2 separate regions of the Homo sapiens genome follow, and region 1 is linked to region 2. A link is a contact called in ENCODE Hi-C or POLR2A ChIA-PET data. All regions are on one chromosome and are shown on one strand. Each heading gives the region's core, a stretch centred on a gene start or an enhancer-like site at or near the end of the contact. The rest is flanking DNA. Distances are from core to core; before and after follow the strand shown. Region 1 overlaps PECR (peroxisomal trans-2-enoyl-CoA reductase). Region 2 overlaps MREG (melanoregulin).

Region 1 (3,221 bases), core at 123-2,622, 75 kb before region 2:
AAAAGTCATTACATTGCACACTTAAAGTAGATGAATTTTATGATGTATAAATTTTACCTCAGTCAGGCTTTTTATAAGGAAATGTAAATGGACGTGTAAAACATATCAAACAGGCAGTGTGCTGAAACAAGGTATCAGGAGGGCCAGGATACTTTAAAAATTTAATGATTGAGTTTGCCTCTATCCTGCAGTTTACAGCTCCTGGATGAAAGAGCATGGAGGATCTATCGTCAATATCATTGTCCCTACTAAAGCTGGATTTCCATTAGCTGTGTAAGCGTTTTTATATAGTTTTCTTTCTAAGTCTTTGAGTTTTGTCTTCTGATTGGGGGAAGCATGTTAGGGAACATTTCTTAAATCAAGATCATTAATACCTTTAATGAGCTGTGATTCTAACAGTTAACATTTTATTTTATTTGAACTTAAAATTCAAAGTACTTCTAAAACATTTTCATCCAGATGCGGACTGCCAGATTTACCAAGGAAAGGGAAAATAGTATTTGTTTTTTGTCTGATGTTCAGATTAAACTGGATGTCTTGTGTTTTCTTGGGCAACTCTAATCCCGATGTGACTAAACTGGCCATCACTGTCTAGGAATAGCTTATTTGTTAAAGTATAGAAATGAAACTAATCTGTGTTAATTTAGATTTGAATACCATTAATATAGCTACTTGATTTTACACAGGACTGCTAAGTTGTTCCTCCTAACAGATAATCCAGGATTTTTTCTCCAAAAGTTTCTAAGGTTTTGTGCCTCTGATTAGCCACTCTGTACACAGACAGCATGCCTCCTTTATGCAAATTTTAGTACCCTGCTCATTTCCTGGATTATGCAGAACTCCCAAACATGTATAGGATAAAAATAAAATTCAACTTGGCTTAAGTAAAAATCTAGGGCAGTGGTTCTCCAAAAGTGGCTTCCAGACCAGCCACATCCCCATCACTTGGGAGAAGTTGTTAGCACAGCAAATTATCCAGCCCCACACCAGATCTGCTGCAAGAGAAACTCTGGGGGCAGAGCGCAGCCGTCGTGCAAGCCCTGGAGGGGATCCTGGTACCTGCAGAGCCACTGCGGAAAGGGCATGTTAGGTTCAGCCACAATGTTAGCAGGAAGCTGCCTCTCCTTTTGGTTTTGCTTTCTTCATGTCTGCGTACATTCTCAGGCAGGCTGTCTCTAGGTGTGGCAAAAGGCGAGTACTAGCAAGAGTTACAGGTCAACACTCTAGCTGTTCTTAACTCTCCAGTGAGAGAGTGCCTCTCAAGTCATGCCAGCAAAAACAATATTAATGGTGCCAGCAGGTCCCAGAGAGGATACTCATTAACTGACCCTGCCTGGTTATGTGTTCAGTCATTAACCAAAAACTGTAGAAATGAGGTTGCTCTGCTATGCATGGTCAGCCTGAGGAATGAGGAACTGTGGTCATCATCGCTCAGACATGGACTGAGAACAGGCAAGAGGTACTTCCTCAAGTGGAAATCAATGTGATGTTACTAAAAACAGAGTAAAAAATGGTGTGCAGGCCATTGATACCACTCTACCTTCTTTTCCTGCTCATTATTCTTTACTAAATGTATTTACCTATTTTAGCATCTTGGAAGAAATAATTCAGATTGTAGGTTCTTTCTGGCATTTCCCATCCTCACAGGCAACTAGTGTTAATAGTTTTGGGGGCATATCTTTTTCCTACATTTTAACCACAAATTTAGGATGCTATAAACACTATTCTGTATCTTGATGTTCTCAAATGAAGCAAATATCCTGGAGATATTTTCTTAACAGAGTCTAAAGAGATTTCTTCTTATTTTTTTATGGCTAATATGCCACTTTTATAAACCATAAGTAAGGAATGATTTGTGTAACCATTTTCCAGTTGGTGAGCATTTGGGTTGTTTCCAACCTTTTGTTATTACCAAAACCAAACTAAACACCTGCAGTAAGTAACATTTTCTGTACATCAGATAGTGTGTAGCCTAAATTGCAAGAGGTATAATTGCTAAGTCCAAAGCCAAATGCCTTTGTAATTTTAAGAGATATTGCCAAACTGCCCTTTAGAAAAGTTGTAGTTCCTTTATGAGTGAAATGTGTCCTCTTTCATGCATATGTAAGAAGTAATGAGAGTTTCTTTTCTTAAAATACATTTTTGAAATGAAATCACTGGCTTTTCTGATATTCGGTTGGCTAGAAAAAAAACACAGCTTGTCTTTAACATGGAAAAGAAGTGTTTCAGATACTTCTTGCTTTTGTTCTCTTAAGAATCGTTTCCTTTTCCAGTGGCCTTCACACTTTGGACCATGACTCATAGTAAGAAATTTTACATCTTGACCTAGTAAACACATATGTGTATATGTGTCTATAGGCAAAACAAAATTCGTGAAGCAAACATTCTTACTATGTATTGTGCACTCTGATTTTTCTTTCTTTCCTTTTTTTTTTTTTTTTTTTCTGAGATGGAGTTTTGCTCCTGTTGCCCAGGCTGAAGTGCAATGGGGCGATCTTGGCTCACTGCAACCTCTGCCTCCTGGGTTCAAGTGATTCTTATGCCTCAGCCTCCTGAGTAGCTGGGGTTGTAGGCACCCACCACCACGTCCAGTAGTTTTTTGTATTTTTAGTAGAGACGGGGTTTCACCATGTTGGTCAGGCTGGTCTCGAACTCCTGACCTCAGGTGATCCACCTGCCTCAGCCTCCCAAAGTGCTGGGATTACAGGCATGAGCCACCACACCCGGCTGATATTTTCAATTTTATTGTGGTCTACTCTGTTGTATTTTCTTTTTTTACACTTGCTGCTTATTACTTGCTAATTTTATTTCACTATTAGCATTGTGTTGTAATTTACAATTTGAAAGACATGGCTTTAGGTATCCTCTACAATAGAAGAGGAGGATGAATGTCAGAGATTGAGCACTCCTTTTTTTTAAATTTTAGCTCTCTTAAGAGACAAATTGAAACTGTTGGCTGTCGCTTGTTTACTTGACCAGTACAGGTACATGTGCAAGATACATCTGGAAATACTAAAATGAATCAGATACCATCCACACTCTGAGGGAGTCTACAACTAGTAGGGGAGCAAAGCATGAAAATAATCAGCTAGAGAGAGAAGGTGTTGGATATTCCAGTAAAGGTATTTGCAAGTGTGCAAGATAAAAGGAGCACAGAGGAGGGCAGCATCCAGGCGACATGTCTCAAAGGTGAACTCGAGTTTGGTGACATATGAGGAGGA
Region 2 (3,367 bases), core at 314-2,813:
AATTCAATCATGGGGGCAAGTCTTTCCCATGCTGTTCTCTTGATAGTGAATAAGTGTCATGAGATCTGATGGTTTTTAAAAAGAGGAGTTTTCCTGCACAAGTTCTCTCTCTTTGCCTGCTGCCATCCATGTAAGATGTGACTTGCTCCTCCTTGCCTTCTGCCATGATTGTGAGGCTTCCCCAGCCACGTGGAACTGTAAGTCCAATTAAACCTCTTTCTTTTGTAAATTTCTCAGTCTGGGGTATGTCTTTATCAGCAGCATGAAAATAGACTAATACACTAACTATCAGATCATTCTCATAAACTCTTTCAAGTACTGTTTTGGTTCAAAAACTGGTGATGTTTATTTGGCATAATGAGTGACAGAAATTCTACGCTTATCCTTTAAGGCTATTAAGTAATTGTATGCTGACAAATGCATATACCTCTCATGACATGTGTCTGCCTGCCTGTCACTCATCAGCAGGAACCACATGGTCACCAGATGCTTGTGTGGCTGGAGTGATCTCTGAAAACCACACTTGGCCAAACCCCCTGGGAGCAGCTAAATTTTATTTTTTTAAAACTACAGAGGCAATACTTCATAAATACATACAATTACTACATGTCAACTAAAAATAAAAGCAAAAAATTAAAACTACAGAGGCAGACACATAAATGATCCTCATTTATAATTTATTTGCCCCCAGTACGTGAAGACTACCTGCTAGGGTATTGCCAGACATTGTAAACACTTCCTTAAAAATGTTTAAGATAGGAACAGACCTTCCCCCAGGGGCTGTCTCCAATGTCTGGGTCATACACTTAGCCTATCATATCCCTAATACAAAAAGGGACAACAAAACAGAGTTGATTGGAATATTGGGTGGGAGAAACAGGGAAAGGGGGGTTGAACTGATCGTGGACCAGCCACATAATGCTTAAGCACTCAGAAACTGAGATACTCCAGTCTGGCTCTGCATTACTGTGTCTCAATATGTCCCCAAGAATTGGACAAAGCCCACTCTTTCGGGGCCATCTGATTTTTCCAGAAGTGGGTGAACATTGGCTACATTTGGAGATAGGACTGCAAGTTTTACCCCAACCACGGAGGAGCAAAATAACTGGAAAAGGGAAGCGATTTTCTAGATAATTTTGGGATCCTCCGAAGGCTTCTTTCTTTGAGGTCCAGATTATCTGGATTCTTGAATGCATTTATTCTTTCTTTTACTTTGCTAGTGACTATTTGGGTTTAGAGGATTTGGGGCAGGGTGGAGGGAGAGAATAAACAAGCTTACTAGGATCTGAGAATCAAGGGTTCTTGCACTCTATTTTCTAGGTAATAATATTTATAGAATATTACCCTGTATGCTAAGCAACATGCTTCATGTTCTCCAGACAAATACTGAATCCTCACGGTAACCCTATGAAAGAGGCATTTTGACTCAGATGATTAGAGACTTTGTCACTGGTACAAAGTGTTGGAGGAAGTGACTGGGAGCATTGGGATCCCAGCTCAGGTCGGTGTGACCCAGAAACCTGCATGACTAGAAACATTACTCCAGGCTCTCCAGTGAGTTTAGAAAGAGCGTCAGTGGAACCTCTTTGGTCAAAGACAAAGTTCCCAAGCAGTTATTGGCTTCCTGCCTCGAGTAGACACTCCGGTCTATGTTTGCTGATCATTACTCACCCTGTGTCAACTGAGTCATGGAGTGACTGGTTTTGGTGTTGGTTTTGTATCCACCTGCTTTTGGCCCTGATGCTATTGCACCATTCGATTACTAAAACCCATGGATTATACCAGAAGATGTTCTGTTCATCGGTCTGTGATGTTTCTATTCTTTGCTCATCCCCGTTCTCCTTTTTAAAAAATATATAAGCATTTCTTTTGATTAGCATTAAGAGAATCAATGTTTCTTTTTTCTTTTCTTTTTTTTTTTTTGACGGAGTTTTGCTGTGACAGAATTTTGCTCCTGTCACCCAGGCTGGAGTGCAATGGCGTGATCTTGGCTCACTGCAACCTCTGCTTCCCAGGTTCAAGTGATTCTCCTGTCTCAGCCTCCCAACTAGCTGGAATTACAGGCATGCACCACCACATCCGGCTAATTTTTGTATTTTCAGTAGAGACAGGGTTTCGCAGTGTTGGTCAGGCTGGTCTTGAACTCCTGACCTCAGGTGATCCACCCACCTCAGCCTCCCAAAGTGTTGGGATTACAGGTGTGAGCCACCGTGCCCGGCCAGTGTTTCTTACTAAGTAGGTAGCACCTCAGTGCTCCATGTAAGTCAGCAGAGTTGACACAATAAATAGTGGCAAACCTGATGTAGGCCAGCGAGCAGCATCATTAGCAATTCTGCAGGATGTGTGGTGGTGAAGAACATGGGCTCTGGAATCAGACAGATTTGAGGATAAGAAGCATACCTCTGCCATATTCTAATGAGATGATACTGAATAGTTATTTAATCTTAGAGTGATTATACTATCTGTTGTCCAGTTTGGGACATAGTCACTTAAGTTCTTAAGTAAGAGGAGAGGGGCTGCTAATATTAAGTATTCCAGGCCAAAAATATAAACTGGGACTGCCCTAGACAAGGATCACCTTTCTTTTTAAATTTAAAATATATATAACAAAAATTTCCTCTTGTAATCATTTTTCAGTTAAGTGGTACAGTTTGGTGGCATTGAGTACGTTCATATTTTTTGGCAACAATCACCATTATGCATCTCCAGAACTTTTTTATCTTCTCAAACTAAAACTCTGTGCCCACTAGACAATAACTCCCCAGCTCCTGGCAACTTTCTACTTTCTTTCTCTATGAATTTGGCTACTTTAGGTACGTACTGTAAGTGGAATCATGCAGTATTTGTCCTTTCATAGCTAGCTTGCTTCACTTAGCGTAATGTTTCCAAAGTTCATTCACACTGCAGCAGCCGTCAGCATTTCCTTCCTTTTTCAAGCGGAATAATATTCCATAGTGTGTATATGCCACATTCGGTTTACTCACTCATCCATTGATGGACACTCGGGTTGCTTCTATGTTTTGGCTCTTGTGAGTAATGCTGTTGCAAACACGGGTGTACAAATATCTGCTTGAGTCCCTGTTTTCAGTTCTTTTGGGCATATACCTAGAAGTGGAATTGTTGGATCATAGAGTAATTTATTTAATGAGTTATTAATTATTTAATTTATTTAAGTTATTTAATTTGTTAAATTTTTTAAGGAACTGCGGTACTGTTTCCCACAGTATCTGTACCATTTTACATTTTCACCAGCAAGGTACAAGAGTTCCAGTTCCTCTACATCTTTGCCAACACTTGTTATTAATATTTCCCTTCTCTTCCGTTCCCTTCCCTTCCCTTCCCTTCCCTGCCCTTCCCTGCCCTGCCC

What was found. Hi-C counts contacts between places; a loop is a spot of excess contacts on that map. ChIA-PET counts read pairs that join two places held with the same protein, here RNA polymerase II (POLR2A). Pooled maps may share reads with other maps.
Region 1: a map with no recorded cell type shows a loop between it and region 2 (5-fold over the local background). The contact joins two enhancer-like sites. A Hi-C loop is called at or near these places in 5 of 37 single-sample maps with no recorded cell type and 4 of 50 pooled maps. POLR2A ChIA-PET finds 5 or more read pairs at or near these places in 4 of 52 experiments (CD8-positive, alpha-beta T cell, RWPE1 and activated T-cell).

The regions. Positions count from the first base shown.
Region 1 is chr2:216,055,947-216,059,167 of GRCh38, reverse strand. It overlaps PECR (peroxisomal trans-2-enoyl-CoA reductase), which reads left to right. Exons shown (of 8, transcript NM_018441.6): 4 at 192-273. Among named protein-coding and RNA genes, the nearest start is that of PECR, 24 kb to the left of the region's middle. RefSeq lists enhancers at 921-980, 1,041-1,220. Within about 2 kb of position 1,372, at least 9 of the 41 ENCODE cell types and tissues checked have a DNase peak (open chromatin) inside an H3K27ac peak, as active enhancers do.
Region 2 is chr2:215,980,892-215,984,258 of GRCh38, reverse strand. The region is part of intron 2 of MREG (melanoregulin); the gene reads left to right. Among named protein-coding and RNA genes, the nearest start is that of MREG, 31 kb to the left of the region's middle. RefSeq lists a silencer at 1,508-1,577. Within about 2 kb of position 1,563, at least 5 of the 41 ENCODE cell types and tissues checked have a DNase peak (open chromatin) inside an H3K27ac peak, as active enhancers do.